3 separate regions of the Homo sapiens genome follow, and all the other regions are linked to region 1. Evidence: chromatin contacts called from ENCODE Hi-C or POLR2A ChIA-PET data. All regions are on one chromosome and are shown on one strand. The core of a region is the stretch at or near the end of the contact, and the rest is flanking DNA. Distances in the headings are between cores, read along the strand shown.

What was found. A loop is a pair of places that touch in the nucleus more often than their neighbours do. ChIA-PET counts read pairs that join two places held with the same protein, here RNA polymerase II (POLR2A). Pooled maps may share reads with other maps.
Region 2: a loop to region 1 is called in a map of CD4-positive, alpha-beta T cell, with 6 times the contacts of the local background. The contact joins the promoter of EGLN1 here to the promoter of GALNT2 in region 1. A Hi-C loop is called at or near these places in 2 of 168 maps with a recorded cell type or tissue (CD4-positive, alpha-beta T cell and naive thymus-derived CD4-positive, alpha-beta T cell) and 7 of 50 pooled maps.
Region 3: a map of CD8-positive, alpha-beta T cell shows a loop between it and region 1 (4-fold over the local background). The contact joins the promoter of GNPAT here to the promoter of GALNT2 in region 1. A Hi-C loop is called at or near these places in 2 of 168 maps with a recorded cell type or tissue (CD8-positive, alpha-beta T cell and naive thymus-derived CD4-positive, alpha-beta T cell) and 7 of 50 pooled maps. POLR2A ChIA-PET finds 5 or more read pairs at or near these places in 3 of 52 experiments (T-cell, activated CD4-positive, alpha-beta T cell and activated T-cell).

The regions. Positions count from the first base shown.
Region 1 is chr1:230,065,296-230,069,694 of GRCh38, reverse strand. GALNT2 (polypeptide N-acetylgalactosaminyltransferase 2) reads right to left here and starts at 2,457. Exons shown (of 16, transcript NM_004481.5): 1 at 2,289-2,457. The coding sequence starts at 2,414. RefSeq lists enhancers at 648-727, 3,082-3,241 and silencers at 1,642-1,701, 2,142-2,951.
Region 2 is chr1:231,420,338-231,424,736 of GRCh38, reverse strand. It overlaps EGLN1 (egl-9 family hypoxia inducible factor 1), which reads left to right and starts at 2,450. Exons shown (of 5, transcript NM_022051.3): 1 at 2,450-3,739. The coding sequence starts at 2,849. RefSeq lists silencers at 1,985-2,309, 2,065-3,244 and an enhancer at 3,625-3,894.
Region 3 is chr1:231,239,280-231,243,678 of GRCh38, reverse strand. It overlaps GNPAT (glyceronephosphate O-acyltransferase), which reads right to left and starts at 2,467. Exons shown (of 16, transcript NM_014236.4): 1 at 2,223-2,467. The coding sequence starts at 2,300. It overlaps FSAF1 (40S small subunit processome assembly factor 1), which reads left to right and starts at 2,504. Exons shown (of 7, transcript NM_152379.4): 1 at 2,504-2,655. The coding sequence starts at 2,538. RefSeq lists enhancers at 1,565-2,454, 2,435-2,774.

The sequences.
Region 1 (4,399 bases), core at 1,208-3,707:
ATGAAATAAATTTAGAGACACTTCTAGTGTCTAAATCCATGGAAACAATTGGGGAAGAAAGAAGACTACACGATTTTCCTATACATCAGGCATTCGTGACAGCAGGGCTCTATTTACCTCCTTCAGAAACCATCTTAAGGCTTCTCTTTAACCCTGGGTCCACCACACGAAGTTAATGAGTCTTCCACTGCAATTTCAAAAGCTATTGCATTTACACACCTCTTCCTCAACCGACAAATCACTAAAGCATCCTAAGGGGTAGCATTAAATTTTATGGTTCGTTGACAGAAAGAATAGAATCCCAAATCACCAATCCATGTGTAATTAATTGTTCATTTCCCCCACTTTTTCTACCTGGTCTCCGTACCTGTCTATATTGCCACCAGGAATTCTTTAAAAAAAACAAAACAAAACAAAACAAAACAAAAAAAAACAAACTAAGAATCACACACTTCAGGAGTGTCTGAAGACTTCTGCATGGAAGACCCCTCACACCATCCAGGAACTGAAGCCCACCAGAGTGAGGAATCAGCCTCCGGGAGGCGAACGAGCACGCTTGCTCTTTCTAATCACGTGTACTAATGAAAGTGGCAGACTAAGGAAAGAGAAACGCCAAGGGTGGCTTATGTGTTTGGTTTTCTTTGCATGAAAGGCAGAAAGCTTTGCCAGGTCTCACCAGCACACCAGGCTATGCAGAGTGGCCAAGGCACAGTTTACCGGGAAGCAAAGTTTTAAAAATCATTCCAGTTTTACACGATTATATCTCTGAATGGACTGCACGGCTTTTGCTGCCTGCATGCTCTTTGCTGTTCAAGAATAAACCAAGTCTTCGCGTACATATACTACCTATACCATTTTTTACAAAAACAACGCTAAGAGTACAATGTCAGCTCAGAAGCTAGGCCGATTCAGCACGTGGAAAGAGGGCTTTATTTCTGCCCTTCTAGATAAAACAAATCCACGTAATTTACCAGAAACCACATAAGGCACCCATTCCACCTAACATCTTCGGCTATGAATGAATGAATGAAGCAAAGAAAAAACCTCTGAAGCAGCCAAACCCCGGCGTGGACATTTAGGGGTCTGACTTCAGAACTGAAGTCTGTTCATCTAGTTAGTTCCCTCTGGCTTGTTTCAGGATACCACTCTCTTGTTCCAACCCAACCACCCGTAGTCCATCTCCATTAACTCAGAATTTTCTGGGTTTGCGGTGACACTAAATGTCACAGTAACGAGGGTTACAGGAATTCGGAAAAGATAACGCTGCTTTCAAAGCCGAGGAGCCAGTAAAACACTACAAACGTCCCCTGCCGGCATGCTCCAGCACACAGCCCGACGCCCTGCTCTCCCGGCCGGCGCTCGGCCGCAGGACCGCGCTGTCCCGGCTCCTCTCGGCGCTCACCATCCTCCCGAATGCCCAGGGCCCGGCCGTCCGGAGCGGCGGCACGAGGACGCGGAACCGCAGAGCGGCTCACACGGTCCCCACAGCCAGATCACTCGGCCCCTGGAGCATGTTAAAAACACAGCCACAGAAGAGGGATTCTCCCTGAAGCGGGGAGTGGGGATGGAAAATGCAAGCGCAGGAGGCCACGTCCGGCTCGCGCGGGAGGGCCGGGGGCCGGGTTGGGCAGAGGGTAACGCTGGGGCCGCAAGGGAACGGCCGGGACTGGCCTCGCTCGGGGCGCAGGGGCGCACTGGCCCCTGGCTCGCACGGGCCCTGGGGCTTTACTTGGCACGGGAGCGGCCGCCCCTGCCCCCCAAAGGTAAAGGGCAAAGAAGGTGGCAGAAACACGGAACCCACGCCCCGCGGAGTGACAGGGGGAAAGGGACGAGGATTTGCAGCCGCTGGTATCAAAGGGCTGAAAAGAAACTTGGACTCCTCTCTCCTGCTGTACATGACGCGTTGGAAAAGCGGTCGCCTCTCTCTCCTCTCCTCCCCACCCCCTTTGTGTTTCCCAACACCCCCATCCCTAAACTTCCAACCGCAGGGGATGGGGCTCCCGGCGGCCGGACAAGACTCGAATTACGACGAGCAGAGAGAGGGGCGACGTCCACGAGAGGGGGCAGAGAAAGGCTGCGGGGGCCGCCCTTTCGGAGCCCGGCGTGCGCAGAGGGGCCGGGTGCACCCCTGCCCTGGGCACTCGGCGCGGAGGCCCGGGACGAGGGCGGGCGACGCGAGCGGAGGTCCGGGCGGAGGAGCGCAGGGGCGGCGCGGAGAGGGCAGGGGACAGGGGCGCAGGGTGGGGGGTGGGCGCAGGGGCCCGGCCGCGGCAGGGCGCTCCACTCACCTTCCTGCCGGCGCCGCCGCCCGCGCCCCCGGCCAGCGCAGAGCCGCCCCCCGAGTACATGTAGTAGGCGATGCCCAGCACCCACAGGAAGGCGAAGCAGAGCAGCATCCGCGAGCGCCGCCGCATTCTCCCAACTCGGCCGCCGGCGGGGCCGCCGCTGCTCGCGAGTGCTGCCTGGGCCGGCCGCGGGCGCGGTGGGGGCCGGGGGAGGAGCGGAGGAAGGGGAAGGGCGCGGCGGCGGCTCCTCCTCCCGCGCGGTGCTACTGCTCGGCGGCGGCGCGCACTCGGCGCCCGAGCTCCGCCCCGGGCCGGCGGCGCCGCGCGGCACCAGAGCAGGAAGCAGCGGCCTCGGAGGCGGCGAGGGGGGTCAGGGAGCAAAGGGCGACCAATCGGCGGCGGCTGCGGGGGCCGGGGCGCGGGCCGCGGGAGGGGACTGCCGCGTCTCCATGGCTGCAGCACGCCGGGCTCCGCCGTGAGGGCCTGGGCGCCGCCCCGCCCCCGGCCGCCCGCCCCTCAGCGTGCTCCCCCCGCCGGCCGCCCCCTCCCCCGTGAGTGACAGGTGGCTGCCCCGGGACCCGACTGGAGCGCGCGCACACGTGGGCAAAGAGCCTTGCTCACGCACACGGGGCCTCTCGATTACGGGGGCGGTAGTGGCCTCGGTGCTTCCTGCCCAGACTGTCACCTCTTCAGCCTTGGTCTTTGGGGCCACCTCAGACCCTTAACGGGCTTGCTCTTATTGGCCAACTGACCTGAGTTTTTGGTGCAAACCGCCCGCTTGAACCCGACTTTGCTGCTGCTTGCTGCAGTTTTCTCACTAATCTTGCAGCAAAACATTCCTGACCCGCTGGTATCGATTTTATTTATCTATATAGGCAGATGTGGAGGTTTTGAGTTGGTAGGAACTGAGAAGGTAATTTTCAAAAGAACATTTTTCTGTGGGTGACAGAGCTATCAATGGTAGAGTTGTTCTTTTCAATAAACACAAAATGAGGAAGAAGGAAAGCAATAATATATTGTTTAAAATCTTTTCTTTCTCATTCGTTGCGTTCTTTAAAAAGCACATTAAGCATCTTTAACGATACAAGAAAACGATCTGTCTTGTAACATAATCTATGTAACCTTGGTGATGCCCTTGCAACACGCAAAGCTTCCAGTGTTCCTAAGAAAGACAGAAATTTTACTTAGAACTTGATATATTAAATGTTTTCAGGAGCTTCTCGGTCAGAGGATAATGGCAGCTGCCTGATATAAGTCCGTACCCATATCCTCAACGAAACAAAAACAAGCCTTCAGCATTACTTAGAGAGAATGCCATGAACTGAACATTAAATTACTTAAGTAGAAGAAAGAAAAGATACCAAATTCCAACTGAGCTCCCTCCACTATTGCCAAGGACTTAAGTGAAGTACAGGGTTGTCACCTCTTTATAAATAGAAAGTCCAACACCAAGAACTAAAAACTGAACAGAGGTCAGGTGCCTTATTGATCAAGGGAAGAGATTTGAAAGAAAATGGGACAAGAGGTGAGAGGCTTGAAGGAGCCTTGTTTCTGGGAAAAAGTCAGATAAATACGAAAAGAAGATAATGTCCTTCAGAGGCCTGACAATGAAGGGAAAGAAGGAAGTCAGAAGGGAAAATTACAAATCCTGCAGAAATGAAAGAGAAGACAGCCAGTCCCCTCCCCAAACACCAACATTATCTATTAAAAACTGCATTTCAGTACACAGATAAAAGAAAACACTCTTGAACCGGGAACCCTGCCTCAAAATGCCTAGTAACAGAAAAACATCAAATCAACTGCATTTAAAGATTCTGCAAAAAGAAAACAGAAATCACATTTCTGATGATAAAAAATAAATCATAACATTTTCGCTGATGAAAACCCCCACAATAAAAACCATGAAGCATAAGAAAATTGTAATACCACATGTCAAACTGAACAAAGTGTCACGTATTTGTATACACATACACACACACACACATATCTAGGATAAGAAATTTCAAGAACTGAAGACAGACTAGACAAAAATTAGGAAGAAATGCAACAAGGGTTGAGCAAATTCAAGAAGGAAATTGAAAGTAATGACAAAAACTATCCCAGAAACAAAGAAT
Region 2 (4,399 bases), core at 1,201-3,700, 1.4 Mb before region 1:
GTTAAAGTTTAAATAAGTAAATAAATAAATAAATACTTGCATGACATTTTGAAGTCTCTCTATAACATCTGAGTAAGTGGCGGCTGCGACAATGCTACTGGAGTTCCAGAATCGTGTTGGTGACAAGATTGTTCACCAGCATATGGTGTGGTGAAAACTCACTAATTTGGAATTAGTTCAGATTATTAAGCCTGAATAGGTGAAAATCCTGAAATCAAGGATCTTTGGAACTATTTGAAATCAGTATTTTATATTTTCCTGTTGTATTCATTAAAGTGTTGCAAGTGTTCTATTTGATGGATTAAGTATATTTAGGATATACATGTTCAATTTGTGATTTTGTATACTTAATTGGAACAAGAAAGCTAATAAAGGTTTTGATATGGACATCTATTCTTTTAAGTAAACTTCAATGAAAATATATGAGTAGAGCATATAGAGATGTAAATAATTTGTGGACACACCACAGACTGAAATAGCAAATTTAAAAGAAATTGTTGGAAGAATCAAGTGTTTGTGGAATGAGTCCTCCTAGTAAAGTTCCTGCTCTTGTGAATAATTAAGCCTCATGTATAATTACTATAGCAAAAGGAAGCCTAAGAAGTATTAGACTCTACTTGTATTTAAATTACATTTTACATAATTTATGTGTATGAAAAATGTTTTAAATGCTTATTTTCGTAAGCCATGAGATAGCTCCTTTATATTTTAAGAATTTCTGAATTAATTTGCTTGGATTTTATTAGTGCAAATGGCAGAGCTAGCAATTCCTTTTTCTGTGTTCCCATTCCATCCTATTCATCCCTCTTTTAGGAAACTCTGAACTCTGGATTGTCCTTGTTTACATACCTGCCTCCTGCATTGGACTATGTGTCTCTGAGTGTAGTATGACTAATTCATTTGTTTGTCAAGGACTCTCAATGCATTTGTTGAACAGCCTAATTAGTAATGTCTGCAACAATGACATTTTACTGTATTTAATAAAGCTCTGGGAAAGTAGGATACACATAAGACAGGTCTAGGTCTAAATTCTTTACAGAAACTTGGATTTTTAGTTCGGTTTGAAATTTGAAGATGTGAGTATATTTATCTCAGTTTCCCAAAGGACAAGCTAATTGGAATTATCATCCTCTTTCACTTGATTGGATCCCCAGAATGCCATTTACGCATGCAGCAGGATTTTATAACAGTTTTAAATTCTGTATATTTGATGAAGAGGTTTTATATTTTTGGATTCAAGCCTCTTTTTAAACTTCTACAATATGGTTTACAATAATTCCTTATATCCTGCTTTTGAAATACATATTACAACTTTTTAAGTTTGGAAGGCTATATTTCAAGGACTGAAGTTACAGTATACTCAAGTGATACACAAGCCTAGCACCCCACTTTCCACATAGTGTTCGATAAAGATTGATAAACTCGAAATCACAGACCTTTTAATTCTTAAGACAAATAGCAGCAGAAAGAAACATCTTTGGCTTATTTCTGGTAAGGTTTTTATGCTCTGTAAAACAAAGAATTGTATTCATCCGCGCAGCACAGATTCTATTAAAAATAAATGTGAGAGTCGTTAATGTAGTACTGCTCATTTACCATCAAAATTCACTTTTCAGGAATAATCCCATCAGTTTAAATTGGATATTGGAATGAGCATTGATTACATTTAACTTGGTAGCCCAAAATTTCTTCATGGGGTTTTGAACTCGGCGGGATTTCAAAGGTTTTAAAAATGAGTTTTTGATTTTTTTTAAAACCCTCAAATTTCATTACCTTTAAACTAGGTCGAAACGGGGCGCAAGAGATTGGATTAACACCATAGTAATACTTATTTTGTTCTTAACCATTTCAGGGCTTCTTGAAATAGAGGCTGTATGGTGTAATGGAAAAAACAGCCTTGGAATCTGGGAGCCTGATTCCTGGATTCAGTCCCAGTTTTGCGTGACCTTGGGCAAGTTACTTTACTTCTCTGAATTTCCGTTTCCTCCTCTGCAAAATGAGGATCGCAATAGCCACCTTGCAACCTTGACTGGAGCGAGCCTCGCACACCCCGCGCCGGCCTGGAGGAAGAGCAGCCATGATTACGCCGCCTTCGCTCCGCTACCCGCTTGCGGCTGGCGCCCTCCTCCAGCAGGTGTAGGCGCTGCCGCGCTGCCCCACGCCTTTCCGCCGCTCGCGGGCCTGCGCCTCGGCGTCCCCGAGGAGGCCGCTGCGGGCTGAGGTAGCGCACCGGCCTCTCGGCGTCCCAGTCCGGTCCCGGGCGGAGGGAAAGCGGGCGACCCACCTCCGAGGCAGAAGCCGAGGCCCGGCCCCGCCGAGTGCGGAGGAGCGCAGGCAGCCCCCGCCCCTCGGCCCTCCCCCCGGCCCTCCCGGCCCTCCCTCCGCCCCCTCCGCCCTCGCGCGCCGCCCGCCCGGGTCGCCGCGGGGCCGTGGTGTACGTGCAGAGCGCGCAGAGCGAGTGGCGCCCGTATGCCCTGCGCTCCTCCACAGCCTGGGCCGGGCCGCCCGGGACGCTGAGGCGGCGGCGGCGGCCGAGGGGGCCGGTCTTGCGCTCCCCAGGCCCGCGCGCCTGAGCCCAGGTTGCCATTCGCCGCACAGGCCCTATTCTCTCAGCCCTCGGCGGCGATGAGGCGCTGAGGCGGCTGCCGGCGCTGCGCCGGAGCTTAGGACTCGGAAGCGGCCGGGCCGAGGGCGTGGGGTGCCGGCCTCCCTGAGGCGAGGGTAGCGGGTGCATGGCGCAGTAACGGCCCCTATCTCTCTCCCCGCTCCCCAGCCTCGGGCGAGGCCGTCCGGCCGCTACCCCTCCTGCTCGGCCGCCGCAGTCGCCGTCGCCGCCGCCGCCGCCGCCATGGCCAATGACAGCGGCGGGCCCGGCGGGCCGAGCCCGAGCGAGCGAGACCGGCAGTACTGCGAGCTGTGCGGGAAGATGGAGAACCTGCTGCGCTGCAGCCGCTGCCGCAGCTCCTTCTACTGCTGCAAGGAGCACCAGCGTCAGGACTGGAAGAAGCACAAGCTCGTGTGCCAGGGCAGCGAGGGCGCCCTCGGCCACGGAGTGGGCCCACACCAGCATTCCGGCCCCGCGCCGCCGGCTGCAGTGCCGCCGCCCAGGGCCGGGGCCCGGGAGCCCAGGAAGGCAGCGGCGCGCCGGGACAACGCCTCCGGGGACGCGGCCAAGGGAAAAGTAAAGGCCAAGCCCCCGGCCGACCCAGCGGCGGCCGCGTCGCCGTGTCGTGCGGCCGCCGGCGGCCAGGGCTCGGCGGTGGCTGCCGAAGCCGAGCCCGGCAAGGAGGAGCCGCCGGCCCGCTCATCGCTGTTCCAGGAGAAGGCGAACCTGTACCCCCCAAGCAACACGCCCGGGGATGCGCTGAGCCCCGGCGGCGGCCTGCGGCCCAACGGGCAGACGAAGCCCCTGCCGGCGCTGAAGCTGGCGCTCGAGTACATCGTGCCGTGCATGAACAAGCACGGCATCTGTGTGGTGGACGACTTCCTCGGCAAGGAGACCGGACAGCAGATCGGCGACGAGGTGCGCGCCCTGCACGACACCGGGAAGTTCACGGACGGGCAGCTGGTCAGCCAGAAGAGTGACTCGTCCAAGGACATCCGAGGCGATAAGATCACCTGGATCGAGGGCAAGGAGCCCGGCTGCGAAACCATTGGGCTGCTCATGAGCAGCATGGACGACCTGATACGCCACTGTAACGGGAAGCTGGGCAGCTACAAAATCAATGGCCGGACGAAAGTAAGTGTGTGCTGCGGGTTTGTGCTGGACAGGCCCTTCTCGGCGGGCAGCCCCTGCCTGCGACTGAAACTGCCTAGGCTGAGAAGCAGCATTCCTCTATATAGAAGGGACTCGCTCTTTCTTGTGTAGCTCCCCGTAAGGAAGACGGACAGAATTTGTAGTAGCTGTTTATCTAGTTAGCCCCTTTGTATCCACTGTTTTCCACTTACTGCCCGTTCACAAACTTCTCCGGCTAATTGCATGGTTTTTTGACTCAACGTAGGCGCTTTAACTTTCCTATTTTCTTTTTTCCATTCCACTATTGGTCACAATTCAAACCTTAGTGGCGTTTTAGCCACCCAGTGAAGGGGTGTTAGAGTACCACCCAAAGCAAGTCCTGGTTCTGCATCTGCCTTGTGTTTGCATAAGCTGTTAAATTTCCTATGGTGTCTGAACCACTCATCACATTTCGATTGAGAGTCAAACGCTGTGTTCAGTTAGGAATTTGCCGGCTGACCGCAAAAAGGTACATTTAAAATAAGCATTTAGTCGAAAGACTCTGTATTCAGGAAGAGCTTGGCTACTCCCCTCCCCCTGTTATAGCTCTTATCCCTCACCCTGTTCCTACTGTTTTGAAACCCGTTACAAAAAGGGGAAAGAAGTATTTCCGTCTTCAGGCCT
Region 3 (4,399 bases), core at 1,218-3,717, 1.2 Mb before region 1:
CAACATCTAGGACAGTTTTCCTCTCCCTCATCTGCCATTCACAGCTCAAAAACTCAGCTCATGCCAGGCACAGTGGCTCATGCCTGTAATTCCAGCACTTTGGGAGGTGAGTAGATCACTTGAGGTCAGGAGTTCAAGACCGGCCTGGCCAACACGGTGAGACCTTGTCTTTACTAAAAATACAAACATTAGCAGGGCGGGGTGGCGTGTGCCTAAAATCCCAGCTACTCGGGAGGCTGAGGCAGGAGAATCGCTTGAGCCCCGGAGATGGAGGTTGCAGTGAACCAAGATCGAGCCACTGTTCTCCAGCCTGGCAACAGAGCAAGGCTGTCTCCAAAACAAAACAAAAACAAAAACAAAAACAAAAAAGGAAGATCAGCTTAGATATCACCTTTTCTTAGAAACCTTCTCCAAGTTCCCAAACTGGTCAGGTGCCCCTTCTTGTCTCTCCCACAACACGCTGTGCATGCTTCAATCATTGCCCTTACCATACTTAACTGTGATTGTTTGTTTACTTTTATGACTTTTTGTGCCCTTAAAGGCAGAGCCTGCATCTGTAACTTCTATATCTTGGAAACTGAGAATAATGAGTAGGATACTGTATATATTCCTAATGTTTGCTGCAATCAGCAGTATCTTCTACGCTTCTAAAGTGCTACTTTTAGATCAGAATATTACACAATAACAGCGTAGCTGGGGAAATAAAAACAGCCTGAAGTACTAAGAAAAAGTAAGGTTACCGTGGAAGTAAAGGTTATCCAGTCACAAAACAGTAGTGAGAACTACCAGTAAAGAGTGGGTTGCTGTCCAGCATCAGAACTACAGAATGCTCAGATACAACTGCCATAGTTTTTCACATGAAAAAGTGGACTCAAGTCTTATTAAAGAACCGTTGGTAAAGGGGAAGTAAAACAAACAAACAAACAAACAAAACCAACTCCTTCCTTTAATGTACAAAAGGAAAATTCCAACCAATTCACAAACCAGTTGGGAGCTTAAAAAGCTACATGTTAAAAGCTGGATCTGCACAGCAACCCTCTTCCCTTCGTGCCTGCTCTGGAGTAGCAGAGTCAGAAAACAAAGTTGATATCCACCACAGAACTGTGGGGAAGATAAGATCAATGAAGAGATATATCTAAATAATAAGGCTTATAGGCAGTTAGCAATCAGAAACCGAAAGGTCTTGATAGAGAGGGAACAGAAGTTTCTCCATGTTCCAAAGAATATTGGTGTCTCAATTTGAAGGAACCCATATATTCTCTTTCAAAACTGGGGTGTTTATCTTGCTCTGCTGTGTTATCCCTGTTTTGACCTTTCTGCACAAATGAACACTACATTTAAGCCAAAATTGGACAGTAATCACCAGGATATGCTAATATGCTTTTAAAATGAATTCTTTCATTTTCTCCTAAAGTAGCTAAAAACTAATTTAGTGGTTAAAAACAACAAGAAACAAACAAAAACCAAACCAGTTGCCCCAGGTCTGTGCAATCCTGAAGGCTATAAAGCTCCCATCTCATAATTTCTTCATGAAAATCGTGGGTGACCAACATCTGCCAGCCAAAAAGACCCGTTAAAACCAAGAGAGGAAGAGGGGGTTGGAGGAAAAAAAGACAAGCGGGAGAGAAGCTGGGTGGCGCTGGCTGTCCTCCAAAATGATTTGTGGAAAAGGTACAATAATGACTGGAAGACAAGAACAGGCAATAAAAATGTCTAGAAGTTCTAAATTTTCCTGAAGTGTTTAAAACTCTATTCCCACATACAAGCCAAGTGCTCTACTCCCAGGAATATAACAGCAGCATAGGGCGGGGTGCGGAGCCACAGGCTATCTCAGGGCGGGTCAAACCCGCAAGTTTCTCAGGTTTGCCCAAAAGGTAGCTCGACATGCCCTCGCTAGAGATGGGGAGACTCCAATTCTCATTCCTCATTCTCGTGTCCAGGAGCTTTCTGAAGGCCCCAGGGCCTGATAGAAAGAAAGAGAAGGAAAAAGTGGAAAGGAACCAAAGGAACCATAATCCGTAGAAACTTCCAAAAGCATGCACACACAGACACACAGCGATACACTGTTGTCCTGGAAACCAATCCAACCAACTAACCCCTCCTCGGGAGCCTAGGGGCCAGCTCTTTTGGGCAAGGGTGGTGGGCCGGAGGAATAGGGACTGGGAGAAAGGGGTACTATTTCGCGCGGCTCCGCTCTGGGCCTCTTTTCCCTGGGCGCCTACCGAGTAGAGGAGCACGACAGCGCTGGGACTGGTTGGGCCAACGGAGAAATAAGAGTTAGATGAACTGGAAGACTCCATGGTGCGGCTGCCTTCCCGGGCGGGGTCTGGGATTCTTTGCTAAGCCGTGGTGGTGCTCCTGCTGGGGGCGGTTCTTTCGCTCAGGACGGCCCTACTTCGCCTAGGGCGGCGGCACCCTCTGCAGCCGCTACACAGGATCCCGGGCGCCGCCATCTCAGCCAGGACGGAAGCCGCGCAGGGCCCTGCAGCGCATGCGCGCAGTCGCGGAACCCGGAAGCGGGGGTGCAGCGCGGCAGAATGAGGGTTGATTCCTCGGCTGACCCCACAATGTCGCAGGAGCAAGGGCCGGGGTCCTCCACGCCTCCCAGTTCTCCGACACTTCTTGACGCTCTGCTCCAGAACCTTTACGACTTTGGTGAGTGCGGGGTCCCAGGAGCCCACGTGGAGAACAGATTTGAGGAACGTGGGTCTCCTGTGTTGCCCGTCCTGGGTTGGCCTCTGCTTTGAGGCTAAAGGTTCTTGCATGTCAAGCACCCTTCGTCCCACCTGGTTCCAGTAGCGAACACATTTCTCCATCGGAAGTCACCCCTCGACCGGGCTCTGCTGAGTTATTCATCAAACCTTCCAACTCGTCCCCAAGTGTGGGGACCATCCTACTTGCTTGTAGGAAGCACCAAGGCTTTCCGATTTAAAAGTAGCCCGCTTTTCCACGTTTTCTTGAGCCCTGGGAAGTCCCCTTTCCCCATGCCACCCCCAAGACCTGCCTGACCCTGGTGCGATGGTGTCATTTCGCTCTGGGGCCTCGGGCCTGTTGGATAATACACCAGCTTCATCCTTGTGTGTCCCTCTCCAGAGACATCATAGTCCTTGGCGAGTTGTCCTTTTCACGACTTTTTTTTTTTTAAACAAGTGCGCTGATCTTTTACTCTCCGTTCTTTGTCTTGATGGGGGAAAAGGAAAATAAAAGAGCCTATTAAAGTCGCATGGCATGTCAGTAGGAAGACAGTGCCTCATACTCTGAAGAGCTTTCCCGGGAGAAGGTGACACCCTTTGCACATGCACCAAAGAAAATCATTAGATTTCAGGACAACACACATTTCTTAAATTTACAGCGTGATATTTTAAAAGCTATTTTTATTTTGGAATGACTGCTCAAAATTCTAAGTTCACCTAAACAGTAGGAATAATAGTTAAAACTGTTGAGAACTTGCCATATAGCACATGCTTTTCGTGTATTTGCTCATTTAATTTTCAACTTCATGAAATAGACACTGTCATAAATCCATGATTGCAGATGTAGAAACAAGTACTAGAAGTTCATGAAACCTGATGCAGGTTGTCTGACTGGTAATTTTTGCAGAGCCTGGGTTCTGATTCTAGCCCCAGACCCCATGCTTGTATTAACTAGCATTTCTGTGCCCTTGGACATATTGGAGGACAGAGAAGACTTAGTCTCTGACCTTGAGAAGTTTAAAATCTAGAGGAAAAGACTATTCTGCAAAATAATATAGTTCATGTCAACACAGGCTGGAAATCATGGTAGGAGCTCTGAAGGCATTGAATGTGTCTATTCATTTTTATATCCTTAATGCCAAAGTTTAGTTGGCTCTTAAATGTTTATTGTATAAAAGATTAAGCAAATAGTAGCAAGCATAAATCAGCAGCTGGTAATTTAGAGAGCTCTGTGGTATTTGTAATACATGTGAGTAAGGATGCCTAGGATTCTGGTTAGAACTTTCAGGTGACTGGTCAGAGCTTCAACAAGTGAAATATAGAAAGAGGAATTAATAGAAAACAAAGGCATTCAAATTGAGCCAGTTGTCTTAGGTTCATCTTAATTCCTAACTGTGAAAGAAAATAGGAAGACTATTCCATGTTCCTGTAACCCAGAAAGTGTTAAAAAGAAACAGTGGCTGCAGTGCCTGATATTTTTAGTATAAAGCCAATTGGGATTACCAGCCCTGGGGACTATTGCTGTGATGACACTTTGAGTAGGAACCAAAGTGGAGACTAAAGTGATTGTGCTAATAAGGGTCAAAGACATAGTTACCTAGGAAAAGATGACTACATTTTGGATTCTCTGCATTTTGCAAATACACTTATTTGAAAGAAAACAAATAGTTTATTTCTTTGTGTGTGCTTCTAGGTGCATATAGCCC